Linked DNA regions of Mus musculus: all the other regions are linked to region 2. Evidence: chromatin loops called from intact Hi-C (ENCODE). Cell type or tissue: heart. All regions are shown on one strand.

Region 1 (8,000 bases), 700 kb after region 2:
GAGGTCCAACTTCTTTGGACTTATAGAGTCTTGTCAGCAGTAATCAAACTAAAATATAGATTGGTTCTAATTCAATACAAAGGGGATTCTGACACAGAAGTGTGGGTAGTTGAAAGAGGATGTGAGGAAACACTAGGGAAGATGGCTGTCCACAAACCTGGGAGCAAGGCCTTGGAAAGAACCAACCTGCCCCTACTTTGGTCTGCCACTCCCAGCCTTCTGAAACAAGAGACAATCAAGTACGGTTGTTTAAGTCACGTGGTTCTGGTCCTATTACCTAGTTTATTAAAATCTTCAGTGCATTCACTGGAGAGGAGGAAGGGCACAGAGAAGAAACTGGAGACTGAAGTAGCTAAGTTTCTTATAATGTCACAAAGTTTACAGATTGGCATAATGGGCATCTAAATGAAAGCCCAGCAAGGCCCCTGTTACAGACTAGATCCCAAGGGCTTTGAAAGGCCCATGAATTAAAGACTTGTCCCCAGAATGGTGCTAATGAGGAGTGGCCAGACCTTTCAGAGATGTGGACTAGTGAGGTTTTTTGAAGTCAGTGTCATGTGTCTTTAAAGGGGATAACAAGACCTCAGGGTTCCTCCTCAATCTCTGTTCTCTCAAGCTTGAGACATGAATATTTTTGTTCCTCCTCCTTCTCCCATCTGCCCATAGCAACTCGATCAACTGATCATATATTAGATCCTCCAAAACTGTAAATCAAATAACCTTTTTTCTCTTTACAAATCAAAGTGGAAGATCTTGTTTATGTCATATGATGCAGATTCATGTGGTGTTTTGCTGAGGCAAGTTGCCTGAGAGGACATGTGATGTTTGGAGAGAATATAAATAGGACTCAACGGACAGTGACAGGGTGTTTGCATGGCTAGCCTTGCAATGCTTTATTGGTCTTGCATCTTCACTTCATTTCGAGAGGCAAGGCTGAGAATTCCTGGCATCTTGGCTGATTCTGGTCAAGTGGATGCCTGGCTGTTTCTGCTGCATTGTTCCACCACTGCGGATTCGTGTTTGGTATCCTGACACTAATGAACTGGACTGCTGGTATCCTGACAATGGAGATTGGAATCACTCCACAGAACTACTTCTAAATGGGTCCATATCTCTCTCCTACCTTTGGACCGTGGGCTAGAGGGTGGAGGGGGTAGGGCAGCGAAGCATTTGCGAACCCTTATTAAAGTAGGTTTTGAAAAAAATCTAAGCCTGCAACAAGTTGATGATCTCAGTTACTTTTTATGATATGGAAAACTAACAGACAATGTTGGAATTACAGTCACACTTTTTCACAATTATGAAGCTATTTTGATCCCTTCTTCCACTACAAAGGCAAAAATACACTAAAATAATAAAAGCTTAAGTGATATTCAAACACTAGAATATGAAGTCTATACTTACAGATTTGTATTCCAAGGATTTTAGCTGGTACTAAGAAGAATAACGTTTATAAGATATTCTAGGGCAGAAGTTCTCCTGAAAATATTTTCAAATAAAATGCCATATAAGGTGCTGCCAATCAAGCAGCTATGAAGTGTTTACAATAAAGGACTATGGATATTTCTGGAAGGAATACATGGGAACCATCTTCAAAGCCATAAAAAATAAAATATTAACCAGAAAAATATTTTAGAAGGTACAACCTACAGGTCTGAGGGTCTCTAGATAGGCAATACATTTGAAATCGAACCAGGTATATGCTGAGGTTTCACAATGCTTTTTGAAATCTAGGAAGATGGCTAGATATGGGGACAGAACACTGGTAGGTGGTTGAGATATGGGTGTTAGCATTAACCAGATGACAATATTCAGAGGCTGTCTTGATCACAGGTTCGTCCAAATCTTTAAGTTCTTTTACAACAATTTTGGCATTTGGAATAACAAGTAAACAAAATTGGTCAAGTTACATCAAAGTTCATAAAGATGATGATTAGAGCTGCCATTAGCATCCCAAGTAGGCAAGTTGAAAACAAACAACTGTGTGTGTGTGTGTGTGTGTGTGTGTGTGTGTGTGTGTGTGTGTGTGTGTGTGTGTTTTATCCATGGATTGAAGAAAAGCTGGTGGTTGGGGGCTGGTAGCGCAGCCCAATGATTGAGCTTCAGCAGGGTAGTGCAAAAATACATGTTACACCTTCCCAAAAGAGAAAAATCAGGTTTTCAAAGCAACTTGATATGTATCTTTGTGTGTATGTGTGTGTTGACTCGTTTCGTTTATTAATGTATGTACACTGAATAGAACAATGAGGTTTAAAATGTCATCTCCTTTTCAAAATATTCCTTTTTTATCACATAAGTCTTTTTTCTTTATTAGATATTTTCTTCATTTACATTTCATGCTATCCCCTTTCCTAGTTTCCTCTCTGAAAATCCCCTAACCCTCCTCCCTCCCCCTGCTCCTCAACCCACCCACTCCAACTTCCTTCCTCTGTACTTGGTCATATAATCTACTCAAGACCAAGAGCCTCTCCTCCCATTGATGGCCAACTAGGCCATCCTCTGCTGCATATGCAGCTAGAGACATGAGCTCTGGGGGTACTGGTTAGTTGATATTGTTGTTCCTCCTAATGGGTTACAGATTCATTTAGCTCCTTGGGTACTTTCTCTAGCTCCTTCATAGGAGACCCTGTGTTCCATCCAATAGCTGACTGTGAGCATCCACTTCTGTATTTGCCAGGCACTGGCATAGGCTCACAGAAAAAAGCTATATCAGGGTTCTGTCAACACAATATTGTTGGCATATGCAATAGTGTCTAGGTTTGGTGATTGTTTATGGGATGGATCCCCAGGTGGGGCAGTCTCTGTATGGTCCTCCCTTCAGTCTCTGCTCCGAACTTTGTCTCTGTAATTCCTTCCATGGGTATTTTGTTCCCCATTCTAAGAAGGAACACTTCGTTGATATGTATCTTAATCTTAACAAAGACATTCTGCAAATTCTTGTCTTCTGTTGTCTGTTGGAAGATTAGGCTATGCCCAACATCTCCCTGGTTAGTGATACAGCACCCCATGAAAGAATCCCTTAGGACCCCCACCCATCTTTGGGCAACTTGCAAATCATTTAACCTGGTGAATTAGCCCTTCAAAATCTTCTGAGCAAAGAGAAGAAATTTGAAATGGTTACAATGGATGAAGCTGACACTCAAACATGGGGATAGTAAAATTTCTGACCAAAAAATCAGAAAGCAGGGCCAGAAGTCTTTGTGATAGATAAAGAGGGCCCACCACTCTCTGGGATGCTGGACAGGTGTTAAGATAATTTTAATCTTAAAAACATTATTGACCAGAATGCTATGTTATTATAAGCACTCTTGGTTGTTTGCCTATAAATAAGCAAAGATGCTGTGCAATTGGGCAATCTGACTTCCCATTTCCCATTAGTAGTTCTTGGACTTCCCCTTCTAAAAGACTGTCAGTCAAACAGCTAGCCAGGCTACCCTGGTGCCAGAAACAGTCATCCTGAACACACTCCACAGAGCCCTTGAGAATAGCACAACAGTTGCAGCTGCCGAAGGCGCAGCCTGAGCCAGGCCTGTTTGAAACAGTTTGTACCAGACCTTTGGCTATTACAAGCCATGGTGAACTCTAGATGACTCTGTGCCATTTCCACCTAAGTCATAACCTAGCAGAGGGATGGTTTATCTGGTGTAAGGAGACAAGACTTTGATGGATCTGAACAACCCAGTCTCCAGCTATACAGGCAGGATGGCTAGCTCACTTGGTGACGCGGCTGAAAGATTCTCCCTGGTGCTGTGCCTCCTGGTAATGTGACATTAGGGCCCAAAAAGACAGTGTGTGCTGAGCTGCTCATATAAAGAAAGAAGCAACATAAGTAGGAAACACTGATTAGAGTAGATGCTAGAGAAGTCATAATAGCAAAAGCAATCAGCAAGCATGACTGTGAATAGACTGCTTGACAGCAAACAGATGCTTTAAAAGTAGCCAAGGCTGAAAGAAAGTGGACAGTAGAAGTAGAGAGATAGCAACTGAGGGTAAACAACTCAGGCACCAGGCCAAGAACTGTAGAGCTGGCCAGAGTTAAGGGCTAAGGAGTCCCAATTTCCAGGCTAATACAAAAGCTGTACCATGGTAGGGCTATGGATTCTGATGCCCAAGGCCTTCACAGACACTAGACATTGCAGGGTGTCACCTGCTGCTTCTTTTCCCTGCCTACTGCTGCTGCTCCCGGATACCAGACAGTGGAAGACGCAAAGGCTGACAAAGGAAGGTGCAGAAGAGCACAACCACCCACTGTTTTCCACCCTGGGAAACACAGACTGAGGACCCCATTGCATACGGCGTTCTGCCTCCTGTGAGTGCCATGCCAGAACCCCTGGTACCCCAGTGGCAAGGCAATCATGCAGTCTGGCAACAAGTACGTTTCCCACAAGACCATGCTTCCACTCACACACATAGACCATCTTTATCTTGCAAACAGATTTTACTCTCTGAGAAAACTTGAAGCAAAATGATGGATAGATCAAATCTACATTTTAAGAAACCATTCATTTTCACCTGTGCCTTAGTTAGGGTTTCTATTGCGGTGAGGGTTTCTATTGCCGTGATAAAACACCTTGACTAAAAGCAACTTGAGAAGGAAAGGGTTTATTTCATTTTACAGGTCCACATTCATCACTGAGGGAAGTCAGAGCCGGAACTCAAACAGGGCAGGAATCTGGAGACAGGAAGTGATGCAGATGCCATGGAGGAGTACTGCTTACTGGCTTGCCAGGAGGTGGCACTGCCTTTGTGGGTTGGGCCCTCTCACATCAATTATTAATCAAAAATGCCTGGCCCCACCCCACACTGCTAGAGGCATTTTCCCAAATGCCTCCCTTTCCCAAAGAGCCTGTAGTCTGTGTCAACCTGGTGGAACACTCACTAGTACACCTGTGTTCCCTTGCTCAGCACTGTGAGAGCTGGATTCACCAGATCAAAAGGGTTGTCAGTTTAACTGTAAGAAAATGGCTTCCACGAAACAAGGGACTGCTTAGCTTGAAGATCGAGTTTCTGTTCTAAAGTATTCTGATCTTGCAGCTCTTTCTGCCACATCATGGGGGGCTGAGAAAGGAACCCTAAAACTCTGCTCCTCAGCTCCATTACTCTGGAGAATTTAAAGCTTTTTTTTTAATTCAAAACTTTGTTTACCAAAAATTCAGAAGTCCTTAGTGAGAGGAAGAACTCCCATACACATGTGTATGTATTCACTAAAGGGGGTTGGCCAAGTCCAGTGCCTTGTTTGGGTCTATGGGGAACATGGCTTTATCTATTTGTCTGTACCCACAGCCCTCTCTCTGAACAAGACTGAACCATCTAGGTCTTCCCCTTTAGAAAGCTAGGAGTCCTAGAGTCTTCCTCCACACAGTGAGACCTTGACATATCAGCATTCAAAGACACATTTTCCATTCTAAGGCACAGCCAAGTCTGACAACATGCCCATCGTCTTGATAATACAGAGGGGATGCTTCCTGCTCATGTATTTTCCACGTCCTTGACCTTGTTCCTGGAACAAAGCATGCAGATGCTTGAGTGTTCCCCTCATGTAACACAGACCAATGTCTGTTTCTGTCTCATGCCTCTGGCTTTGACCATTGCAAGTGGTAGCCCTGCATCAGCTCCTATGCTGAGACAGGCTTCTTCCTGCAACCAGGAAGGTCTTTCTTGGCTAACAAGCAGACTTTATTCAATTCTAACCGTAAGCTAATTCAAAGCAATTCCGAATAAGACAAAACAGCATCCCTACACTTTCCTGTGTGGCACAGACATTTGGGAATCACAGCTAGTCCTAACCTCACCTCTCTGTACTTCTGTTCCTCTTCCTTATATAGGGTAAAATGAGGCATCCCTTAGGAGTCTCCACCATCAAACACTGTGTCTTCTGGCATTCACCTCAGTCTTCATATGATTCTTTTACTTTCTTTTTCTACCTGGATTTCTCTTCCCCTTCTATGGAACCAAATAAACATGGAAATGCATGAGAGAATATTGCAAGGGGCCAGGTCTTGAAAATTATACCAGGAGGGTTCTCTCCTTCAGGCTTACCCTGTGTGCTAGGAAGGAGCTGAGCACAAACTACTTAATAGTGTATACACACTGCATACTACTTTCTATTGGCTGCCTGTGACACTGGTACCCTTTGGCCTCTGAGGCACAGAAGCACACTGATCATGAGTTAAGCACGTGCATGCAGTTCATGATCTTCTTTCTCCATGGGAAAGTTTGCAGTTTGAGAGTGAGGTGGTAATATTGGGTTGGATGAGATTCTCGTTTTCCTCTATAAACTCGGAATAATGGCACATTTTTCTGAGATGTAGTGGCATTTGATGTTTGCTAACCACAATCACCGCCTGGAGCAAAAATAAACTCACTTGCACTGTTAGTGAGTGGTCATGGTCAGGGGCTCTGTGTCAGAGCACAGTTGTAGAAACAGAGGTCTTCTGATATAGCTGTCTCTTGTGAGACTATGCCAGTGCCTGGCAAATACAGAAGTGGATGCTTACAGTCAGCTATTGGATGGAGCACAGGGCCCCCAATGGAGGAGCTAGAGAAAGCACCCAAGGAGCTGAAGGGGTCTGCAACCCTAGAGGAGGAACAACAATAGAACTAACCAGTACCCCGGAGCTCTTGTCTCTAGCTGCATATGTCGCAGAAGATGGCCTAGTCGGCCATCACTGGGAAGAGAGGCCCCTTGGTCTTGCAAACTTTATATGCCCCAGTACAGGGGAACACCAGGGCCAGGAAGTGGGAGTGGGTGGGTAGGGGAGCAGGTTAGGGGGAGGGTATAGGGGACTTTCAGGATAGAATTTGAAATGTAAGTGAAGAAATTATCTAATAAAAAAATTGAAGAAAAAAAAGAAGCAGGGGTCTTTGACATTTACTAGCTATATGACCCTAGAAAATTCAACCTTTAAGATTCAATTTCCTGATCCATTAAAGGAGATGGTTACATTTCCCTTATGGGATACTCCATTTTAAAAATGCTGCACTTATAAAATACTTTGGACCAGAAAGTAGTGCATAAGAAGGGTCACAGCTATGGAGTGAACAGTGGTATAGGTGCTACTATGCATTATGCAGCAGAAACAGCAGCAGCGGCTCCTCATCACTACCCTCCCACCTCGGCTTCTGTCTGGCTACTTTTGCCTTCTCATTTTTATTCCTCGCCTCATTACTGAGCCTTTGCTAATGTATTCACAGGCCACATGGGATATGGCCCTTTGTCCTGCAGGCTTGATAAGAACAAATGGAAGTGCTCTTGTCTCTACAGCACAGTTAATGAGAGCTCTTCGTTGAATCAAGACAGCAGTTTGAACATATCTTCAGACCCTTGAAAAATGCCAGATGTTAAAGAGAATTGATGCTATGGTCAAAGAAGTAGAGTTTACCCTCCAGATTAAACCTTTGCCATTAGATAAAATGAATCATTCTATTATATTAAAGCATTGAGAGACACCACAATAAAGAAACATATCTGTCTAGTTAATCCAGTTAATTAATGTGAATGGATCCAATTATGTAATCTACTGATCTGTACAAGTGTGTTATGAAAATGAAGGGCGGTGATGCTCGCCTTATTCTTTCTATGTAGTGTGTGTCTGTCTCTGTGTGTGTGTGTGTGTGTGTGTGTGTGTGTGTGTGTGTGTGTGTGTGTTCTAAGACACATGAAGAGTATTACAAGTCTTTCCCCCCTTTTCTGTATATGCTTCGGAGATAGGGAAGGTGTACTGTAGTACATGAATTCTCTTTAAACTTTCTGCCAATCTCACCTTCTTCCCGTCTGAGCTTGGAGCCTCTGTCCTTTCCTAACTATTTACTACTCTGTAAGGAGTTTTGTTTCTCCTGGACCTTTGCATCTTTTACTTCTAACTCATATGAGAAATCCCTGTGGCATTATATCTAGTTATTTTTCTTCTCCCCATGTCTACTCTGTTGACTGCTCTCATTATGAACTCCCTTGCTTTGCTCAAAAATCTAATCATCCCATCCCGTTTTGCACCTTTATC
Region 2 (8,000 bases):
GCAGCCAGGCTGATGATCCAGCCAACGGCCACTTCTAGTAAGGCCCCTTGGTTCTGCTTGTTGAATTATTAGACTGTGGGTCTTATTTAATCAGTCCCATGTGCAGCCAGCAAGCCTGCGACCCCACAGTAACCACTAACCTGGAATCAACCTAGCCTTCCCACACCAAATCAACACCAAGTTTCTGAAAGACTGAGCCTTCAGCACTTCCCATCTGATCCAAAACCAGCCAAGTCAGGATAAAATCAAAACCAAAACCAAACGATCACTCAACATAGATGATTATAGCCAGCAACAAAACTCCAGATGCCCAGATCCCATCATGAAACCACAAGTGAGATGAAAAACTAGCACATTATATTCACTCCACCACCAAGATTTTTAGTCCTATAGTAATGATCTCTGATGAGAACAATCCAGATGAATCCCAAGATAGACTAAAACAACAATTAAAACATCTTTAAAGAGTTAAAGCAGTTCAGAGAAAACACCCACCTAAAGTTAAAGAGGAAAGGAATGAAGTTCTGACTGGCATCTGAGAAAACACAAACAAATGGCTAATAGAAATAATAACAATAATTCAATATATTAAAAGGTGGATTCAGTAAAGAGACAGAAGTACTTGAGACAACCAACCTCAGCTAAAATAAACTTTTGGCCATCAACAGACCAACTGGAAAAAAAAAATCAACAAAAAACATCAGAGTTAAATTGCACCATAGATTGAATGGACCTGACATATATCTATAGAATATTTCAAACACTATAGAATTTGCATTCTTCTTAGCAGGTCATGGAAGCATCCTTAAAATAGATCATATATTGGAGCTCAGAGAAAGTCTCAAAGAATTTATGAAAATTGGGATAATGTCATGTATTCTGTCTTAATATATAGAATCAAGCCTGATGACCTCCATGACCTCCTCTCATGACCTCCAAGGCCACAGACACCCACACGTGCACATACATACACGTAGGCAAAATACTCATGAACATGAAAATAAAATAGTCTAAAGATTAAAAAAATAAATTTGTTTGATGACAGTGAGCCTGGAAGCAAAGTAGGAAGCGTTCCTCTGTAGTCTCTGCTTCTCTCCCTGCCCTAAGCACCTGTCTTCTGCGTGTGCCACAAGCATTGCACACATGAACTCCAAGCCCCGTTGGTTTCCTGTATAAAACTTGCACAAGATCAAGCTGGCCATTATTCCTGTGTGGATGGGGGAGGAGCTCATGAGGCCTTACCCCTAGCTGGGGCCTCATTGGCAGCTGATGGCTGGCAGAACTGTAATCCAGCAAGTTGTTCATGGTCCAGTGAATAGCTGTCTCCACACCCATGCACATATGGGCAGCACCAGCTGGACTCAATGTGCTATCTTAAGAAAATAGTTGCCATGAAGTTGGAAAGGGCAGAGGATGTAGGAGGTCTGTGAGGAACTGGAGGGAGAGAGGTGTGGGGGTAGAACCTATTGCTTGCTGCCTTTTTCTTGAACCAGTACGATTTATAACATCATTCTAAATACTTATCACTATACCTACACATAAGTGTAGCCCTCACAACATGTCAAAAGGGCTTCTTTATAGAAGATGGGTAATACTACAGATATCAGTGACTGGTGAAAATGCAGAGGAAACTGAATAGCAGGTATGTGTAACAATAATAATTAAATAAATAATAATTAAAGACACTACAAGTTTAGGAACGAGTCTTCATGTATAAATTTTGTTAAAAAAATTTTTAGCAACTATTAAAACAGTAGTTTTCACAGCAGGAAATGCTACCAGGCATTAAAAAATAATCACTTCATCTTAACAATGGAATGCTTTTGTAGGAAACGAGAAACTCTGTGTTGTAGGAGTAAGTCTTCCGGTATCACATTTCATGGTGAGTAAACCTCCCAGGACTTCATGAGAAATAAGCAAGTTTACCCTGTGAGGCTTCACTGTGGTGGTTTATGTATGCTTGGCCCTGGGAGTGACACTGTTAGGAGGTCTGGCCTTGTTGGAGTAGGTGTGGCCTTTTTGAAGGAAGTGTGTCACTGTGGGGGTGGATCTGTGACTTTCCTCCTTGCCATATGGTACTTATGAGAGTTGCTGTGGTCATGATACCTCTTTATAGCAAAGGAAACCCTAGCTAAGACACACAGAAATACTCAATAATTAAAGTGGGAAACAGAAAATCAATGATTTAAAAGAATTATATATTCTCAAAAAATGATTTAATTGACATTTATGGATCAGTTCACCTGATAATAGCCCATTCTTGTCAATTACTAATGATGTTGAACCTTGGAATGCTACATGGTCAGCCCATAGGGATGGAGACTAGGAAAATTTGCTCCAGAAAAGTACATACTTGAAAAATAAATAGGTGTCTATAGCATGCTCATTTATTTTTTAAAAATCACTACTCTCTGATTTTCACAAATAGTGGCATTTCGACAAATGAATTTGTAACTTTAGCATCATCTTTAATTGAAAAGCAGATTTTAAAATGTAAACAAATGTTCAAGGGGCTCAGCAAAACAATGCCCTCCCCCTCAAACGCCCCAAACCAAAACCACAGCAAAACATTGGCAGATTCATACTTACTGGTTGGAAGTCACATGTAAATGTATAACATCCAAGAGGATGTGGTACGACCTTACTGTGAACTTTGCCTTAAGTATACATGAATAAGTTGATATCCATGTACACAAAATTCTTCCTTTCATATAGCATATAAAAGTCAACTAAAATCAACCACAGACTTGTTTGCAACTGCTTTGTCCTGTCCAAAAAATATTATTTCACCAAAGACATGAATGACTGGAACTGTGTGTGCAAGACTTCACAGATCAAACAATCCCAGATCGAGCTTGAATGGAGGAGGGCCAATCAACTCCTCCTACTATTGGCAGTTGATGGCTGCTATGAGAGGAAGAGCCACTTTTCTTCAGGAGAGCAGGCTCTGAAGAGCTACCCATACTCCAGGTAATAGTGCCACACCCGTGCACAGGCACACCACTAGATGCATAAACAAATGCCTTTGAGAAGGCAGAGGAGAAAGTATTTGAACTTCTAACAGTTTGACATCAACCATCCCATGCATGTATCTAATATCAGAATGTACCCTATAACGATGCACAAATGCAATGTCTTAATAAATTAAAATTGACTGCACTGTAGTCTAAGTTGGGCTCTGAGGATATACAAACTAGTTAACACACTTAATCCATGGCTGCCCCTAACCACCTCATCAGGCACAAGGCCCCACTCACCCTCTGCTGTGTGTTCAGGTTTTCAGCGCGTATGGAAGGGGTAGGTAAACTATTATAGCAAGGACGTTCTTTGATGGAGGGGGGGGGGTTGGGGAGGGAAGGTCAGTGGCCCACAGAAGTAGGAACTTCAGCCTCTATGACTCGAGTCCTTAGTGCCAACAGGCCTAGTTACTGTAACATCCAGATGCCTGGCACAGGACGCCTCATCACACAGACCTGGGCTACACCACAGACTGGCATTTGGGATTAGAAATCGCTCGTATTCCTCTTGTTCACAACAGCCAGGGCAGTCATCCGAAACAGCCTCAGGAAAGAGGAAGGCCAGCCATTCACAACACAGCCTTCCCTTTCCCTCCTCAAGCTACACACGGTCTTTATTAGGATCTTTCCCTTTTCTGCTCAGAAAATTCTCTCTGGAAAGAAATGTGCCTGGAAACCAAATGTCCATTGTCTCCTTCTGGGAGCAGGTGCGCCTTCACTTCCCCTCTGAAGAAATTCCCAGCTTCTCAGGCTTGGGGTCATGGCCAACAGCTGTGGGAAAGGAAGGTGCTGAGAAACCCCTGGTGTAGCCCTGGGCAATCTCCTGGGGTGTGTGGCTGACCACACCTGTGTACCCTGTGACCTCTTCCATCCCTTGACCCATGGAGACACACCTCAGGATTTCCTGTCCACAAGGGCCCCCCGTCACACCATCACAGTATAAACATCCACCCCTCCCCCGCAGGAATATGCTTCTTTCATTGAGTGATTCATTTTCTAGTCTGGTGTTTTGGGCATCCTGCTCAATTTTAGGAAGGAGTGTGAAGTGCAGGCAATCCCATAACACAGGCAACACCATGAGAATCTGTAGTTCACAGGACACAGTTGGCCATCTCACAGTGCTCTGTGGGATTGCCTTGATCGGTTCATGTGGCAGTGTGCCAGCAGCTCGCTGGCACTTCAGTTCAAACTGGACACTATGAGCTGACACCCTGTCCCCGAACACTTTGAATTTACTATGGTCGATCTGGCTTGCGTTATGAAATACATTTGTATAGAACTTTGCATTATAAAAAATGGAAAACTCGCCTTATCAATTCGTGCCATTAATTCTGGTGGGACTTCTATTAGAAAATGTTGAGTAAGCACCTACTGAGGGGACAGTATGCCTTAGATCCTAATCCACTAACTGATAAGCTTAGAATATAGTTTGGTTTTTAACTTTTCTCAGTGTTCATTTATAATTTTTAGTGTGATACTCTGAACACATCTTTTCTGAAATGTATTCCTATATAGGGTATATTTGCATGCTGTCATGTGTAACATTTTAAAATGTTATTTTTAACTAATGCTACTTAGTTCAAATAATGATCTTTTCCAACCTTATCTTAGACTGTTGTGATCTTAAGACTCATAATTTTTTAGATTCCATGTGATTTCTACTATTACATCTAGAAAAGTATGCTCATTTTGTATGCCTTTTTACCTTCTTATTTAAGACTAGCTTGGACAAATAGTATATTATTAAATAACAGTTATACTGAACTTACAAATTCTCTCAGCTTTCATTTATTTGGAAATGTCCTTATTCAAACTTTACGAGGTATAGTTGGTAGATATAGAGTTTTTTGCTTGGTCATTTATTTTAGCACATTAAAGATATTGTTTCATTTTCTTCGGTTTATAATATTTCCATCAAGGAGGAAACACTAATTGTTATTGCTAGGTATCTATATGCAGTGTTGTTCTTTTTTTTTAAATTAGGTACTTTCTTCATTCACGTCTCCAGTGCTATACCAAAAGTCCCCCACACCCTCCCCCCCACTCCCCCTTTTTAATGGTCGCTTTAATTTTATTTTTTCATGCTTGGAGGATGTCTTATTCTGGTGTGTTTTGCTGTGCCTTGCTTCTTGTTCACTTCTATTCTTCTATGTGAGGAAATACTGTCTTAGTAAGCTCAGGAAAAAGCCATCATTTTAAATCTTTTTCCTTCTTTCTGGAACTCTAGACAAGAGTATGTTCAATCACTCTGCATTGTCTAATTCTAGAGGAATCTGTGTGCCTTAGAAATGACTTTTCCCCTCTGTGTCCATTCGGCTGTTGATCTGCTGCTAACCCGAGCCAGTTGCATTTTTTATTCCTTCATTTTCTCATCTGCCCACCTATTCTTTTTAACTTCTTGAGACTATTTATCTGTCTCATAATTCCTTCCATTCTGCCACTATGCACTTTATTTTAAGATTAATCTGTTCCTATCCCCACTCCCCACATCCCAGCCTCCTGTTGCACTTCATAATTCTCTGTCTCACTGTGCATCTAGGAAATTTGGGTTGGAGTCTGGAAATCGTGACTGTTGCCTTCTCAAATGACCGGACTTGGTTTGCTTTCTTTAAAGTGGTTGAATTTTTCTTTGACAGGCTTTGAGTTATTGATGATATAAACTCTTTTGAAGTGTATCTGTGTGCAGCCTAAATGGTGATGCAGGACTGTTTTTGGCATCTCTAATAAATGCCTGAGCTTGGAGTGGGTAATTAGCAAAAGCATGTCTGCAGAGATGTCAGTGAGCATCCTGTCTGTGTTACTTAGCGGGAATGCCTCTCACCAAGGTCGTGAACGGCCTTGGCTCTGGAATTCAAGGGAAATTCTGTTTTTCTTTTCCCAGGCTTCTCTGCTACCTTTGATCCCACGCCATTCGCTCTGCCTTGAGCAGCTCCTGGCATAGACCTCTGCAAGTTCAGTTTCTTGATTCTCTATTTCATACATTGTTCTCTGTATCACTGCACTCTAGTCCACCATGTTAAGTGTAAACCTTCCTTATGAACATGTCAAGGACTTACATTTGTGCCTCAGTAAGTTTCACAGAAGTATGCCTTCTTCACGCTCCTTTAAGGCCTTTTCCACACCTTCAACTGGCTACTGGATACCCCTCAGTAAGGCTTCAGACTAATTGAGTCCCAGACAGGATTCATCTTCTACATAAACCATGTTTCTTTAGTCACTTTAGAGCTGTTTGCATAGTTTGCTGTCTCTTTAGGTGCATAGTCCTGTCTCCCCATCTCTATCATATAGCCCATTTATTTTATTTCCCAAGACTACCTCCTCTTCATCTTCACTCTAAAATTCTGAGTCAAACCTTGTTCAGGCTCTTGAAACTCTTCTGACTGTGCACACTGTATAATATCCAGCTGAAGTAAACCACTCACTAAAGTCAGTGTTGCAGGAACCCCTTCACTATATAATCAGCCTTGACATCCGATCACATCTCTCATCCATTATTATACCGATGATACCCTGGCCAGGTTTAAGCAAGTATGTTTCTTAATTTTTGCTGAAATATTTTTTATTGTAAATATTGCTTTTATTTCCTCAAATGTAGGGGTGAGATGAGAGCTGTATCCAAGCTGTGTGAATACGTGGCTTGGGCTGAGCTCAGAGTATTTCTTTCTCTGCTTTATCTCTAGGCCTAGGCCTGGAAGCTTCCAAGCCTCCGTAGAATCCAAACCCCCACGGCGAGTGATGTCATTCAGCACCTCTCGTCTTCTCGCTGCATTGCTCTGCCTGTAATCATGCTAACTCTGGAAATATAATCTGGATCCTTCTCATTCTCTGGCTCATTCTGTCTTCACTTCTCTCTGCTAACTAGCCTGGCAAAACTGCCCTCCCCCACGCACACACACACACACACACACACACACACACACACACACACGCACGCGCGCGCGCGCACCCGCACCCCACATGCTACATACCATACACTACATCTCTCCCTATCCCTGTCCTTATCCACTCCCCCCTCTCTCTGATCTTAAGTAGCCTCTCTCTCCTGTGCTGTTCTCCTGAGAGTTGGGCATATCCTATTTCTGACTCATTCTGTCAAATCTTTCTCTGATTCATCACTTTGTCTGTTTCTCAATTAAATGTTACTTTCAAACATGGGTGTTTCTTTCCACAAACTAACCTTACCTTTATTGTTAGGGATTAAAGATGTATACTAAGGGCATGTCTGTATTATAGCCAGATCATCCTGTTATCTAGGGCATGTCTACATTCTGGCCAGCTCATATAGATCTAGAAGCTATTTGGATATGTTCCCTTGTTAGAGCAGTCATGTTGCTAGATTAAAATTCCTATCCCAGTTCTCTCTGGGTAACCTCCCTCTGTTGACTCCCGCCCAGGTCCTTGACCACAGACTCTCATTTTCTCATGCTGTGTTGTGGGTTGAGCCCACTTTTCTCCACTGAAAAACCCTTTCACCCAGAGGCAATCTCCTACTCCTATTACAATAACCCTAAGTATTTCTATGAGTTCCACTGTGTAATTATGCAGTTAGAGTCTTTATCATTTTTATGTGTTGTTAGAACAACCCCCTAAGCTTCCCATCTCCAAAGTTAGTTGATATAGTAACTGTATCACTTATGAAGTTTGATTTTTATACTGTCGTTTTCCTAATAAACTTTTTTCAAAAGGCATCTGCTACCTTTGAGATGCAGTCCAGGCTTTGAAGTATGACCTCACTATTTTCACCAATATGATGGCTGTTTCTACCTCCACACTTGTGTCTTTCTGTATTCAGAGGAAGATTTCTTCTTCCCACCACCATCTACTTGCAGGTCTTTGAAATAAGCAATTTGCTTTTCTTCTTTTTTTGACACCTATCCTTAGAGCCCCATCTTCTCTTTTTTTACACATTGATCGTGGGACAAGGAGATATCCTGATGACTTTGTTGCCTCAACCAGAGGGCATCCTGTACTGTTCTTGTGCCT
Region 3 (8,000 bases), 58 kb after region 2:
TGGCTTCCTGTTTTTATACTTGGAAGCCATTCTCCAGCTGGTTTCTTCAGTGAGGTCCCAATTAATTTAGAAATTATTTTTTCCCATGCTATAAGTACAGTAGAGAAACATGCTGTTGAGTTGTAAAGTCAGAGAACCTAAATGTAGATGTTGGAAACGGTTGCTCCATCAATCTAATGCCTGTTCCTCTTGACTTGACCCCCTGGCAGAATGGGAAGATCAGTGGTCTCCCTGCCCTAGGGTAACAGAGAGAGGGTAATGAGAGGGAGAACGTGGAAAAGTGTCAGCTTGTTTATGCCCTGCAGCTGAAAGCCCATAATTAATTCTTTGAAGAAGTAGTCAAGTTTTTCAGAATTAAACCTATCCATCTGGGGTTATAGGTCAAGACTATGAGTGAAGTAATCTTGAAACTTTTAAAAAGTTCAGTGGGCAGGGAAGGAGGAGGAAGGGGAGGAGTAAGATTATACGACCTCCTAGTAACCTAAAGGATAAGACATAGATGGACAGAAGGGAGCAATGTGCTCAGAAACGAAGGGCTCAAGCTAACCTGCTTTTTCTCAGAGTTTCAAAGAGCAATGGAGGAGAGAGATGTCTTTCGAGTGGTGCTGATGGGAGAGTTGAATGTCCATTTGGGGAAGAAAATACCAGAGACATTTTACTTATTTTACAAATGAAACACAGTATATATATATATATATATATATACTACTCTGCAAAGTAATCTATGGGTTTCTTGTAGGCAAGTACGTACAGTTCCTACGTGACCTAGCATGTTCATGCCTGCCAAAAGGAAAACTATACATACAGAATTCTACACATAAATTCTTCATAGCTCTAATCATAGCTTCCCAAGCAACCCAGTTGTCTTACAGTAACATACTGGGTTAACTAATTATGGAGCATTCATACAACATAGTGGTGCTCAGCAATGAAAAGAGGTATGGTGTAATTTACACAATAAAATGATTGATAAATTTTGAGTGTGAAGTTAAAGAACACAGGCTAAGATTTATTGTATGATTCTATACACATGACTCCTTAAAAACAATAAAAGAAACAAAAATTACAAGCAGCTGTCAGAGTTTGGGTGGAGACGAAGAATTACGAAATCAAGACTGCCCATGGCAAGTTCTGGGGTGATGGTTATGTTCTACCTGGTATTCTGATGTGGCATTAAAAAATAGTAGATTAAAACCCACAGAATACATGACCATAGAGTATAAACTTTATTGCATCCAAAACACAAACCTTACTGGATGGAATAGGAAATAAAGGATCATATAAGTCTTAGACTTCTCCTGTTCTTACCTGTAAAATTACTAACTGTGTTACTTTGTTTTCTATTGCTGTGACAAAAGCTATAACCAAAAGCAGCTTGAAGATAGAAGTCAGAGCCTTGCATGTACCTTGCCCAGCCCTTCCTCACTCTTTCCCAATAGTTTTTTTGTGTCTCATGATGCATAGGATGCAAGTAGGATACTTAAGGGTGAATGGACTGACCCATATGTGATCTAACTGGGGACTCCAGGATTAAGTTCAGAACATGAAGCCACAGAGTCAGCTTGTGCACACGATCTACATCAGCAGTGTGTTCCATAAGACAGAAGTCTTCCTTCAGAAGCAACACATGCTGAAACCATTCTCTCTTACCTCCCCTGGTGGAAAGCAGAAACTGCATTTTCTCATGTACAACTCTTGTTCTAATGCGTGACATTGAACGTGGACTAACTTAACAGGTCAGAGAGATATACTCTGTTCATTTTTAATGGTCCTAAATGGCTCAGTCTCTGCTACCTCTCCCACAGAGGATGGATAGAGTCTCAGGGAGTGATTTCATGGTGTCTGTCCAGGCTGATGATACACTGCAAGTGAGGAGTGTGTTTTGGGCCAATCTTTTCATTCCCTCAAAGGAAGCCACATCAAAATTTCAAGCCAGTCAACCTATGTTGCCTCTGAAAGTGAAGCTTGTGTTTGCTGTGCAGAGAGCTATCTTATAAGCTTCCATCAGAAGGGTTTTTAGAAGACACACAACAGAACAGTGTTGAATCTTCACAGTTCCTGCAACTAACCATTGATGGTGAATCTACTTGCTTTGACATCTCTCAATATATCATAGTCTACTTACATCATAGAAACTGGGATTTTTGAGTTGTAATTTGAGAATCTTATTTTTAATGCTTAGTTAGAAAAAGTCTCTTTTAAATACAGCCTCTACATACAAATGTAATAAATAAATACGCATTTATGTGATAATAACTACCAATTCACAAAAGAGAGCTTATTCTTTCATGTGTCCAGTGATATTCGGAAGGACAGCTGCTTCCTTTTACTTTTATTAGTTTTAGCTCTTGGGAAATAAACACCCTCATAGAAGCAGGGCCTGGGGGTTGGATAGGGGGTTTGTGCAGGGGAAACCAGGAAGGGGAATAACATTTGAAATGTAAATAAATAAAATAACCAATAAAAATTAAAAACAAGCAAGCAAACAAACAGAAGAGAAATAAAAACTTCCAAATGAAAGTTTGGTGTGAGATTCTTGGTCTTTCTTATCTTAGTATATGAAATATTTGCATGTGGATCACTTCCAGACAATATATTTCTTTTGTCTTTGCAAGGATACTTGCAAAACCTTAACTTCAATAAGAAAAAACAAAACAAACAAAACCCCCAACACCTTTACTTTCAGTTCTTTCTGTGTGCCTGTTAGTCCCCCACAGGTTTCAACAAAGCCTCAAGTAATTGTAGTGTTGATTGACAAATATCCCATGAGGACTAGCTAAGCTCCCCACCCTGCCAGCCCTGAGTCTGGCTGTGGTGATGAGTTACTCAGAAACACAGCATATGGGCTTTAGCAGTTCTTAGGATTTCCCTGAGGGAACTTTGAGAGCAGGTGAACTAGTAGGGTGTGACAGTTCTGTCAGCACAGGTGACTCAGCATTAAATCACCTGCCCTGACGTAATCCCCTGACTTCTGAGAGGTCCCTAAATTATTCATGCCTCTAAGCAAGCAATTCCAGGAGATACTCCTGACCTAACATGTCAGCAGGATACATGACTATCAAGACCCTGTGTTCTGTTTGTAGGTTTTTGGGAGTGCATGATGTGAAAAAGAGTCTTCTGGACATGAATTTGTTTTTGTTTTGTTTTGTTTGTTTGTTTGTTTTTTTCTTTTTAAATTACTCTTTGGAGCATCATTTAGAGAAGAAAAACCTCTAACCAATTATCATGCATAACAAACACTAAATTGGTATCCCCAATGGAATGGGCACAAAGGGTCAGATAATGAATCATGCATAGGGAACAGAAGGGAAGAAAGTAAGATCAGGTCCAGTGGGATGAGAACATTCACCCTTGGCTCCCCTGTCGCTGAGTGAACACTTGGTGGCACTCTGGGGAGGTTTAGGAGATTCATGAAGCCTTCCAGAAGGAAGGATATAACTAAGGGTAGGCTTTGAGAGTTTAATGACTCTGCCCTACTTTCAGTTTCCCTCTCCATCTCCTCTCTCCCCTCCCCCTCCTTCTCCCTCTGCTTAAGCCACATGCCTGTGGTTTAATATGCGAGCTCTCAAACATCTGCCCCAGCCACCAAGACTGGTCCTTGTTACCTTCCCTGAGCTCCACCATCATGGTGTTCTAGAACTCTAAACTCTTTCTCAAGTTGTCCTTGATCCTGGTGTTTTATTAAAGCACAAGGAAAGGAACTAATACAGCACGGAGCTAGAACTGTATTTGATTATTTAGGAAAGGGCATTTTAATACCTACTTAACATTTTAAGTAGATATGAGGAATTAAGGAGGTTACTGAAATCAATAGAGAAGCAACATACTAAAAATTCTAAGAGGCTTCTTGGGGAGATTCAGGTCACCATGACAATCTGGAATGGGCCTTATTTATTTATCTATTTATTTATTTATTATATGTAAGTACACTGTAGTTGTCTTCAGACACACCAGAAGAGAGCCTCAGATCTTGTTACGGATGGTTGTGAGCCACCATGTGGTTGCTGGGACTTGAACACTGGACCTTTGGAAGAGCAGTCGGGTACTCTTACCCACTGAGCCATCTCACCAGCCCCCTGGAATGGGCCTCTTAGTGGAGGACTCAGTAGTCTTTTTTAACTCTTCCCAAAGATCCCTGTCTCTTGATTATCATTCATCCCCTGGAGCTTGCTTCCCAATGACTTATATAGTCAACTAAAGTACACAAAAAGCCATAGAATGCACATGATGTTTCTGTCTTGCTCAAGACTCTCTTTTGTCTTCTTAGTTCGTAATTTGCTGAAGCAACTGCTGTCCTAGAGGAGCCAGCATCCCACAATGTAGTCAAGGGCCATCAGAAATGAATTTTAGAACAAGTATGGTACCTGGGCAGCAGAGCCTCCTCTAAAAAGCCCTTTCATAACACCAACTCTGCTGATGTTGAGTAGGTGTTGGGTAGGTAGTTTACAATCCATGTGGACTGTGGACTGAGCCTATGCTAAGACACAAGCAACTTCCCAGAGGGAAGGATTTCCTGTGTTAAGAAGGAAAAACCATAGATTGAGATGAAATGTTCTCCACATACAGAGGGCTTGGTTAAAATGTATTTAACTTCTTAAGGCTCCACAGTATTCAGATAATACTACTGTCCTTTTCTACTTGATTTGTGCATGGATTTGCTATTAGCAATATAATAGGTAGAAAAAAGTGGTGGGGCTGAATAGATTAGACAGATTAATCTATAATAAAGTTCTTATGTGTGTGAGGGACAAGCGAGCTTAGATTATTCATAGGCAATGAAGTAAAAGCACAGGCTATTTTATTTTTTACTGTTGTGTTTTATTTGTCATATTTACATATTTGTACCATTTATACTATAATATTGTAATGTATGCATATGGTATGGGATGTTTGAGTCAAGATGATTAACAGGTCAATTACCTTGCTTTGGTACTGAGTCCTGGTACTATCTCTCTGATAGTGGCTGTGTGTGTCTGCCAGAGATGAACAGGCTGTGAGCCTTTCCTTCAGAAATAGACTTGTGAATGAGAAGAAAACCAAAGACAGGGAAGAGAGTCATCACTGGGATGAAGAGTTAAGCTGTTGCTTATCCTAAAAACCAGTGTGCTGAGTGTGAGGAAAATACAAAGGACTGCTGGTAAGTGAAGTGATTACCTGCTTGGCCGTGTGCAAGTAAATGAGATAGCCCTTGGGTCATGTCAGGAACTAAATTCTCAAGACCACACCATCAGTTTTCATATTTTTCTACTCAGTTTTGTGATGAATGTTATAACAGGAAAAAAAATATGAGAAAATACACCTCCCCTGAAATTACATGCTCAAATTAACCAGACTCACAGACTATCCAACTCAGTGAACTTCTTTCTGTATGGTTCAAATAGCCATTTGGAACAAAAACTGCATGACTTTACATTGGATTTATACTTTCATTTTCATTTTTTGTTTTGTTTTAAAATTTTATTACTTATTTAATTTTATTTTTTATTTGTTCACCTTTACATTCTACTCACTGCTCCCTCCTGGTTACCCCTCCCACATTTATTTCTCTCACCAACACCCTGGCTCCTTCTCCTCTTAGCAGGTACCATCCCCCATCCCACCACCCTGGCATATAAAGTCTCTGTGAAGCTAGACACATCCTTTCCCACTGAGGCCAGACAGGGCAGTCCATATCCCATATATAGGCAACAGCTATTGGAATAGCCTCTGCTCCAGCTGTTCAGGACCCACATGGAGACAAAGCAGCAATCTTCTACATATGTTTAGGGAGGCCTAGGTCCAGCCTGAGTATATTCTTTGGTAGGTGATTCAGTCTCTGAGAGCTCCAAGAGTCCAGGTTAGTTGAAGCTGTTTGACTTCCTGTGGAGTTCCTAACCCCTTCAGGGCCCACAGTCCTTTCTCTTATTCTTGCATAAGAGTCCCCAAGATCCATCCATGGTTTGGCTGTGGGTGTCTGCATCTGTCTGAGTCAGCTGTTCAGTGGAGCCTCTCACAGAAGAGCCATGCTAAACTGCAAACATAACAGAGTATCATTAATAGTGTATAGATTGGTGTTTCTTCATGGGATGGGTCTCATTAGCCTGGTTATTGTTTGACATTCCCTCAGACTGCTCTAGCCTCTGTCTCTGCATGGCTTGGAGACAGGATAAAAGTATTGTGGGTGGGTGGGTGGATAAAAGTATTGTGGGTGGGTGGATAAAAGTATTGTGGGTGGGTTGGTGTCCCTGTTGCTTCATTGATATTCCTGCCTGGCTACAGGAGGTGGATTCTTAAGGTTCTATATCTCCAGTGCTAAGAGAGTCACAGTTTAGAAAATTCTCACTGATTCTTGGGTGCTTCTCAAGTTCCATCTATTTGCCTGAAAAATTCATGGTTTCTCATAGCTGAATAGTATTCAATTGTGTAGATGTACCACATTTTCTCTATCTAGTCTTTAGTAGAGGGACATCTAGGCTGTTTCCAGTTTCTGGTTATTATGAATAAAGCTGCTATGAGCATAGTTGAGCAAGTGTCTTTGTGGGAAGGTAGAGCATCTTTTGGGTATATGCCCAGAAGTAGTATAGCTGGGTCCTGAGGTAGAACTATCCCTAGTTTTCTGAGAAAAACACCAAATTGATTTTCAAAATGGTTATATGTGCTTGCATTCCCACCAGCAATGGAGGAGGGCTCTTGTTTCACATCCCTATAAGCATGTGCAATTTCTTGAAGTGGTTTATCTTAGCCATTCTGATGGGTGTAAAATAGAACCTCTTGTTTTGATTTGCATTTCCCTGATGACTAAGGACTTTGAACATTTCTTTAAGTTCTTCTTGACCATTCGATATTCCTCTGTTGAGATTCTGTTTCGCTCTGTACCCCTATTTAAAATTAGGTTAATTGGGTTGTTGGTCTCTAACTTCTTGAGTTCTTTATAAATTTTGGATATTAGCCCTCTGTCAGATGTAGAGTTGGTGAAGATCCTTTCCCAATTTGTATGCTGCCATTTTGTCCCATTGACCGTGTCCTTTTCCTTACAAAAGCTTTGCAGTTGCACAAGATCCCATTTGTTAATTGTTTGTCTTAGAACCTGAGTCATACATGTACCAGACACTAAAAATGAAAGTTTATGACAGCGTTAGAACAAGAGAAAACCAGCTATTTATTCTATTTTATATCTGATGCCTACTAGCTACCTATGCCTTTAATGGCCAGATGTACAGGAAGCAGTGAGAATGAGGCATGTCTCTAACATCTATGAAAAGTCATGAAAAATGCTAAGGAATTATTTAAATATTTGCTAAAGCATCATCTAGAATAGGTGACTCTTGTGTGGGCATGAACGCACGTGTGTGTGTGTTCGCACACACACACACACATACACACTTGCTTTTATTTCTATTTGTGCATATCTGTGTGTCTATATGGCTGTACTCGATATATGTGTGTGAGGATCCTCAGAGGCCAGAAGAGGGTGTTACATCACATGACGCTGGAGTTACCGGCAGTTGTGAGCCAGTGGATATGGCCCTGGGAACTTAATCCTGCTCCTCTGGAAAAGCAAAAATGGCTCTCCAGTCCCCACTCCAAAATATTTTTAAGTATGTAATAGGAGAAGGAGCCAGTGGCAGACAAGCATAGGAATAAATCACAGTAAAAGTAGAGGCAGAAATAGGGATAGAAGGTTAAGTAAATGGAATTGTTTGAGGATATATGTGTAACTATCTGGTCCACAGGAGATTATGCGTAGAGTTTTGGTATTTCTCTGGGGAACAGGTCTGTGGACTTAATGTCAGTCAAAGACTGACAATATTGCTATCTACATTATGAAATACTTCCAGTATCATGGTGAGCCCAACTCCAATCCTGCATCTATGGCTCAGGGAATGTTTAGGAAAAAAGGGCAGGAAGATTTGAAGAGCCAGAATATCAGGAAGTCTAATGTGAAATAGTCTCACATAGAAATGGCTGCATAAGCAAGAGCAGAAAAATGGAAATGTCAAAGACATGCTAATGCAGAAGAG
Region 4 (8,000 bases), 720 kb after region 2:
ATCTGTACACTCTAGTGAACTTTTCTGAATAAATTTTACAATCCCTCTGAAAAATAAAATACTGAGGCACTGTGCTGCAAGGACTGAAGACGTCAGTAACGAGCTAGAAGGGCTCACACTGCCTAAATTCTAAAGTGAATTTGCAAACTAATTGAGAAGAAACCAAGGGCTTTTGTGAGGAGTAAGTAATGTCAAAAAAACATGGAACATGACAAGCTCGTGAGTATTAATTTTGACACCAATGTGATGGATTTCAGATTTGTTTGACAGAATCACCAGTGTAGAAAAATGAGTGATGCATTATCCCTTTCCAATGACCTTTTATATTCCTTATCGAGAGGATAATTATCAAGTGTAGTATGAATAAGCACCACATGCCAGGACTACCAAGTGAATATAAAGAAAGCTAAGAGCAAAAAATTGCATCCACATGGTGACAAAGAAGAGGCATTTTTTCTAAAATAGCAGTAGATTTAAAAACTAAATATACTTCAAGCCACTGATGCCCTTTCTTTCATGTTTTGTTAAGTTCATTTCATTATATTATTTAATTCATCCTACCACTACTCACTTTATGATCAAAGGAAGTGTGCTGTCTGGGAGCACACTCTGACTGGGAGTTGACTGCATTGCCTGAGTACTGACAGTGCTTTCCTGGGTCCAATCTGCCACACTGTCACTTGTCCCTCCTAATAAACTCTGACCAGGCTTTTGTGCCTCTGGTTCTACAAGATAGGCTCTAGCCAAGGCCAACAAGGACCTCCATGCTTCTAACCCCGGAGGAATAATTTCTCATCCCTCTTGGCAGAATCGATTAGTCATTCAAGCCCTTGGTTAGTGGTGGTCATTTCACTACATACGTACGCATCTTTCTAAGCCTTATTTTGTGTTCCTTAGAAATGTGCATTAAAGTATTCTTTTCCAAATAAATGTTTCTACCACTCAACTGTTTGACCAAAATGAAATAAACAGTCATCAACCTTGATAGCTCTTAGTGCCAGTCAATTACCCTTCAATTCCTGGTTTTTCCATTCCCACCATTATGGTTTGAGCCCTTTAATGACGTCTTGCTCAGCCTGTCCGAGCCCCAACATCATCTTGCTTCCATCTTCATATTGCTACAGCGCAGTCTCTGCTCAGCAGCTCATGTAATCTTAGCAAACATTTCAGGAGCCTCGTAATTGTCTTCTGAGGGCAGAGCAGTGAGTGCCGACTGAATCTGAATCCAGAGCCCCCAGATAATAACTCTACTTCTGCCCCTCTCACCTTCTTTCTTTGCCTCAGTTCTCATCTCTTCTCTCTTCCCTTTGAAAGGCACACTTTTATGAAGCCCAGTTTCCTCATGAAGCACATTCTTCATCAGCACTTCTGACCAGGGGTGGGTTTGCATGCACTCATCCTCAGAAGTGACTCCTCTCTGACCCATTCTCATCTGGGAATTTGAGTTCTAGAGGACATTGCAGTCCAACATATGAAGTACATTGGGTACCTCACTAGGAGCACACATGTAAGTTAATTCCTTTTAGAATATTAGCATGCTTAACTAGAAACAAAACTACCATGACTTGTTTTTAATTGTGGCATAGAATAATTTAATCTAGAAAATAATTAATAGAGAAAAAGCTAAGACTAGCATGAACCTTTGAAGATATGTCTAGGGTCTGGTGGGATGACTCAGGTGACAGACTTGCTGCCCAAGCGTGTGGCCCTGAGTTTGGATTTGTGTAAAAGGCAGCAGTGCTGTGTAGGCTTGTAACCCCAGCACTTCAGAGATCAGGCCCAGTCAGATTCCAGAGGCTTACTGGCAAGCCAGGGTCAGAGAATCACTCAATGAAAGGGTTTGTCTCAAATAATGATTGCAATAAATATGTGAACCATACATTAGACATTGGCCTCTGTTATCCACCTGCACACACACACACACACACACACACACACACACACACAGGTGAGCACACATACATGTATACACACACACATACAACACACACACACTTTCTCCTAGATTCTCTATGATACAAGAAACCATTTCACTCATAATTCACACATTAATACAAATCTGTCAGTCTCCTCTGAGTGAGTCAAATGGGAGAAAAAAAAATCCTTGCACAGCCCAGGACCTCCCAGCATATGTGTCTTGCTGTGTAAATAAACCCCAAGCAGCCCACATACCAGCACTAGAGCCTTTGTTCATCCCACAATAAGCTGAGTGTACAACTTAGTTTATACTCCACATAGAAACCGTATCCAGGACACAGCTAACAGACGGCAAGAACCAAACCATAAAGTCTCCAAGCATTTAAGAATTACAGGAACTCCCCAAGAGAGAAGCAAAATCGCTGGAGTTGTTTTACTGAGTGAGTCAACACGGTGAGCTTTTAATCCCGCAGGCACTGCTCAAATCCTGAGGGCAGCAGAGTGGTCAATGTTGAGGGAAGACATCCTGCAGAGTGCAGCCCACCTTCCGCTGTCTGAATCCTCATAAGCATGGGAAAGAGACATAGGAGAAGTGCATTGTGCTGGGGGTTTGCTGCAGGAAGGCTGCAAAGGGGCCCTGGGCAAGCAAAGAGAACCTTGTCAGTCCTGTTGCAGCATCTGAGTCCCTAAGAAGAGAAGAGCAGGGGTATGGGGTCTAACGAGCAGGCACAGGCCCGGAGCACTGTGCTCTGGTTTTATTCCTCACTAGGGGAGCAACCACACCCTGCCTCCTGTACACTTGTTTTGGGGAGTGATCTTGAAAAGCACTTCATGAGACAGTGTCATCATTTACTCAGTGAAGTCCTACTGGGAACACAGTAAGGCTACTGGGTACAAGTTCACACAGCTGGGGTAGCAGATGAGAAAATGACTCCACGAAGCTATGGACTGTGTGTCTGTGCATCCCTAAATTCCCATATTGAAATCCTCATCCCAAGATATATTCTTGTGGATGAAATTTACCCAGAAGAGATGAGTAAGTCATAATGGTAAAGCAATAGTTAATGGGATTAGATACCCTAGCAAAGAGACTCCCAAAGCTCCTTGGACTCTTTCTGCTGCACAAGGACAATAAGAAAGTAGTCTTCAGAAATCATGAAAAAGTCCTCACATAGCCCAACCATGTTTTCATCTTTGTCTTGGACATTCTTCCTACACCAAGAAGCATAAAGATAAATTACTTTTCTTTCAAAACCACCAGCCTGTGTTACTTAGTTATAGTAGCTCAAAAGTACTCAGATGGTCAGATTTCAAGTTCTGTGTGCATTACCCTGTCATATTAACAAGTCATGGATTATAATATTTGGACAAGTGGCAGGAGACATTGGGAAAGACTTCAGAATCCCCAGTATTGTGAAATGCTGTCCTGTGGGTATAGTATGGTCATTCCCTCTTGAGCACTCTGTAGCTGTAACTACCTACATGAGACCTGTAATAGAATGGACCCATGCCTCATGGATGGAATGGGATGGAGGTTATAAGCTCCCCACCCCAACCCTGAAGGTTATAGTCACCTACCAGAGTCCATGCTGCTCCTTTATGTAACTCCTTTTTGACACAGTAGACTGGACTTGGGTGGTGGTGTTTCCTTGTTCTATCTATCACTGGTACTATATTGGGGTGAGTAGATATTTACTCGCATCTCATGGAAAGTTAAGACAACTCCCAGGAATGCCTCTTGGTTTAATGGACCAGCAGTCCTGAGGTCAGAATTAAGCAGCACGGGTGGTCTGATTAGCAGACAGCCCCCTCTGCATCACAGACAAGCACTGGATCCTATGTCATTCTGAAGTAGCTCCTGCCTTCCTCTAGACCTGGACGTGGAGGCCCATAATCAGACAAAAATGGGCTTTGAGAAAACAATGAGTTTCTCCACAGAAGCTATGAGCAGTTGGAAGAGCTACAAGCAGTCAAGAAGAGTGATCTTAATGCTTTTCTATGGCTATTAAAAACTAGAATACAGTGGAGAAAGTCAGTCAGAAGAAACCTAGAAAAAGATACAGGGAGAACTTCTGGTTTGGGGGGTAGATTGGGAATTTTGGGAATGGAACTGCAGCCGCATATCTGGGAAATAGGCCACCTGGTTCTGAAGCCTCAGACACAACAAACACTTGGGAGGATGCAGGCAATCAAAAGAAACTGGAGCAGGCTATTCACAGGGAAGGAGTCAGGAGCTGCGCTCTGGGTGGCAACGTCAGGAAAGCATTCTGCATGGCTGGAGCTGGCTTGGAAGGGAAACTCACCATGGCTGAGAATGTACTGTTCTCTGAGCCGTTTCCTTTAACAACTTGGAAGGGATAATAATTAATATAAACAGTAGTCACCAGACTTGGCAGCAGGAGAAGAATCTTTGAAGAGCACAGGCTTTGCCGCCAGGCTCAAGTGCCGCTTCTCCTCGGCTGTTTGGTGTGACCCAGGAGACATTAGAGAGACACTCAGAGCCTTGCTCTTCTCATCTGTAACATTAGCAGATGCCTACTTGCACGGCTATTAACATGCTGGCTTGCCTTGTGAGTGCAGAGAGTGTCTGTGATTCCTATTCATCTTGGAATAATTTTATGACCTATAGTGTGGTGGTTTGAGACGACCTAGAGGAAGTAACAACCAAAACTGATGCAAGATTCCAGGGAAAACTCTACCTTTCAAGGAACTTAAAGCTACAAGGAGTTCCTTCTGAAATAAAAAACAAAAACAAAAACAAAACAAAAACAAAAACCCTTCCAGAAGACATTAAAGGATGAACAAATAGCTCATTTATTTTACTAAGCAAGCTTCATTCTGATTTCAAAATAAAATCACTATAAGCCACAAAAGTAAATAGCAGAACCCGTCTTACAGAACGACAATTGAAATTCATAAAATCTAGTTCAAAGGGGATGGAAAGAAGGCTCAGTAGTTAAAAACACCTGCAGCTCTCCTGGAGTACCAGGGGCTGATTCCCAGCACTCATGTGATAGCTCACAAGTGTCTTGACTCGATTTCCAGAGGCTCCAATGCCACCTTTTGGACTCCTAGGGCATCAGGCATGCATACATGCGATACACATATATACATGCAGGCAAAGCACCCAAACACATAAAAACTCTTTAAATTGTTCATAAGTAGAATTCTAACACCAAGACTGAAGGGGTTGGCATGTCCGTAACACGAGGAGCCGTTCTCATTCCCTTGATCTCTGACACATCACATGGTTCTTGGGAAGATTATATAGGAGAGGGAGGGAGGGGAAGAAGGGGAACAAAGGAGAAAACATCTCAGCATCACAATGGTTCAATATTCTAAGGAGACCACTGTCAGAGCCTCACAAAATATGAATAGTGTACTGGAAAAAGCAGAAATTGGTTTATTTGCATATTTGATTATATAGGATAAAAGCTGAAAGCAATGAATTGAGGTGACACTCTTTTCTTACTCAGACAAAATTATACAGCATCTTAGGGAGGTGGGGTGGCTTCTGCCTGCCTATCCTACAGAAGTATTTTTATAAGGATGGGCTAACGCCGTAAAAGAGAGTCCTCATTCCACACTCTGCAACTCTTGCACGTAGGCCCAGATTTGTGTACAAAGTGTGTCTTCAGCATTCTACAACACGCCTGATGGACTGCTTCCCCCAGCTAGGCAGGAGCTTCCCCAAAATGCAGGAGCCCTGGGTAGATGCTTTCCCAGCAGGCCAGAGACTCTGCTGATACAGGAGCCCTAAGGCCACCACTAATGTCCAAGCCAGTGAATCCACCAAGTCTTTAGTGTCTCCCTTTGATTTTGAAGCATCCCCATTATTCCAACCCCCGTGACTGCACCCATAGTTACTACAGGTTGTATATTCTCTATACAGGGATATTCTAGCCCTAATTATTATTAGAATGCTTTGGAGAATCTCTCTTTGATTATTTAGATTAAAAACAAATAAAAATCCAAAGAGAGGAAGTAAGAAAGATATTGGAGCAGTTGAGAAGATAGCAACACTAGCAAGGAGTTCCTTTTTTAAAAAAAAGATATTTTCTTTATTTACATTTCAAATACTATCCCCTTTCCTAGTTTCCCCTCCAAAAATCCCCTATCTCCTCCCCCTCCCCCTGCTCCACAACCCACTCACTCCCACTTCCTGGCCCTGGCATTCCCCTATACTGGGGCCTAGAACTTTCCTTCACAGGACCAAGGACCTCCTCTCCCATTGATGACCAACTAGGCCATCCTCTGCTACATATGCAGCTAGAGACGTAAGTCCCACCATATGTTTTCTTTGATAGGTGGTTTAGTCCCAGGGAACTCTGGGGTACTGGTTAGTTCATATTGTTGTTCCTCCTATGGGGCAAGGAGTTCTTAATTTCTAAAATTATATGTAGAAAAATGTGCCACAGCACCACAGTTGCAGGTGGGACTAGGTAAACCTCATATAGAGGTAGAAAGTTTATTACATCACTCAAAATTCAGGCATCGGGACCCATCCTTCCTACTGTAATCAGCAGAGCTGTGCTCCAGCAGATTCTGTGGTTCAGACCCTTCGCTCCTCAGGAGGCCTCTGCTGCTATGGGCACAGTCTTTCTCATGCCTCAAAATTTGGGGTTTACCTAACCCTGCCCATAAATTATCCAAATCCATTAGATGTCTTCTTGAAGAATAATGGGAGCATGGATTTGCTAGCTCAGAGAAGGACCCAAAAGTAGCATAGAAGGGAAAATAAGAAACAAGTGACTTTAGAGTAAGGAGAGAATGCCTCACATACTGTGAGAAAAAACAAATATCTTGACCATGAAAAGACCCTCTAAATAGCAAATGTTATAGCCTGAGTTTTGTTAGACAACTTCAGTTATCTGAGGGCTCACGGGCTACTTTTCTCATTCTCCAGTTCATTTACAAGTGACTGCATCAAAGGAACCGTGGATAACAAGGTAGTGGTCTCAAGAAAGAAAGTACACATACAAAAGCCCCTTTAAGTGACGTTACTTCTACGTTAAGCTTGGATTGCACTGTTTTAAATCATTTTTTTCCTTGCAGGCTACATGCAGAAGAGTTTGTATGCGGGATGAAACCCTTCAATGCAGGAGTGGCCCATTCCTAAGGGCATTTGCGAGCAACTTGAGATCTTCCTAAGCATTCTTTTCTTTTCAGTCCCTCAGGTCTGTTTTTCTGGGGCTTTGGTTGAGTTATTGAGGTTGACTTCAAATCTCTAACATATGTTTATAGTATCGAGTTTAACTGCCTACTTAGAGCTACTTAATCCTCTAGCAAAGATGGGAAGGATTTAATGTGTGCAGGAATTGCTCACGCTAGTTCATTCCATCTGTCTCTGCACACCTCCTGCTACCATCTGTGTCCTAGCACTCCTCTATGAACCGGAAGACACTCAGCAAAACAGCCCATATCCCCGGTAATTAAACTTGATTTTAAAGTGAGCTGTAATCAAAGGGATTATGAGATTCGCCACACTGTTTTATTTCTCAACACACTCCAGTGAAGAAAGACGTTATGTTGTTTCATATCAGAAGTGAATTAACTACCACACTGGCCACCGTGCCCCAGCTCAGGCCTGGGATACATTCTCAGACTGCATTGAGCATCACTATGATAGGGAAGGCCAAGATGTATACTTTGTCCCTCTGCTCTCATGCAGATCTCAGAAAACACAGATGCTGATATATCATAGAGCCTGCCCTGGAAGAAATATGCTAAGCCAGTGTGAATCCCCTGAACTTGTAGTTCTATAGGATAGATTCTGCATGGGATATTTCTGTAGGCTAGATCCCTACATTTGATATTTCTATAGGCTAGGCCTTTGATAAATAGCTTATAGTATCAACAGATACTATATTGATGGTATCTGTATTGACTTTTGTCACTTCCTGGCTGCTTATACTATTTAGCTTCAACCTGCTATTTTTATCAGGAATTTTACAGGATTTTTATCAACACAAGATGATTCTTCTTGCACACACAGCAGACATGGGTCTAGCCTTGGATTAGTGATTCTTTCCTTCTTCCACTTACTACTATTCTACTACCTACCTATCTACGGCATTCGGGTA

What was found. Hi-C counts contacts between places; a loop is a spot of excess contacts. Peaks named below come from ENCODE experiments on the same cell type or tissue, not always from the same donor. Only the 100,000 strongest peaks of a DNase experiment are listed, where the experiment ranks them.
Region 1: a loop joins it to region 2, with 1.9 times the contacts of the local background. A loop is called at or near these places in 4 of 42 quality-filtered maps.
Region 3: it touches region 2 in a loop (2.1-fold over the local background); 3 of 42 quality-filtered maps call a loop at or near these places.
Region 4: it touches region 2 in a loop (1.9-fold over the local background); 4 of 42 quality-filtered maps call a loop at or near these places.

The regions. Positions count from the first base shown.
Region 1 is chr11:8,205,776-8,213,775 of GRCm38, forward strand. No RefSeq gene overlaps it. Among named protein-coding and RNA genes, the nearest start is that of Gm27393, 320 kb to the left of the region's middle. In heart, no CTCF peak of the experiment used is centred here; a DNase peak (open chromatin) is centred at 3,486.
Region 2 is chr11:7,500,964-7,508,963 of GRCm38, forward strand. No RefSeq gene overlaps it. Among named protein-coding and RNA genes, the nearest start is that of Gm36720, 76 kb to the left of the region's middle. In heart, no CTCF peak of the experiment used is centred here; a DNase peak (open chromatin) is centred at 3,788.
Region 3 is chr11:7,558,758-7,566,757 of GRCm38, forward strand. No RefSeq gene overlaps it. Among named protein-coding and RNA genes, the nearest start is that of Gm36720, 130 kb to the left of the region's middle. In heart, a CTCF peak has its summit at 3,368 (motif pointing right); no DNase peak of the experiment used is centred here.
Region 4 is chr11:8,225,765-8,233,764 of GRCm38, forward strand. No RefSeq gene overlaps it. Among named protein-coding and RNA genes, the nearest start is that of Gm27393, 340 kb to the left of the region's middle. In heart, no CTCF peak of the experiment used is centred here; a DNase peak (open chromatin) is centred at 4,187.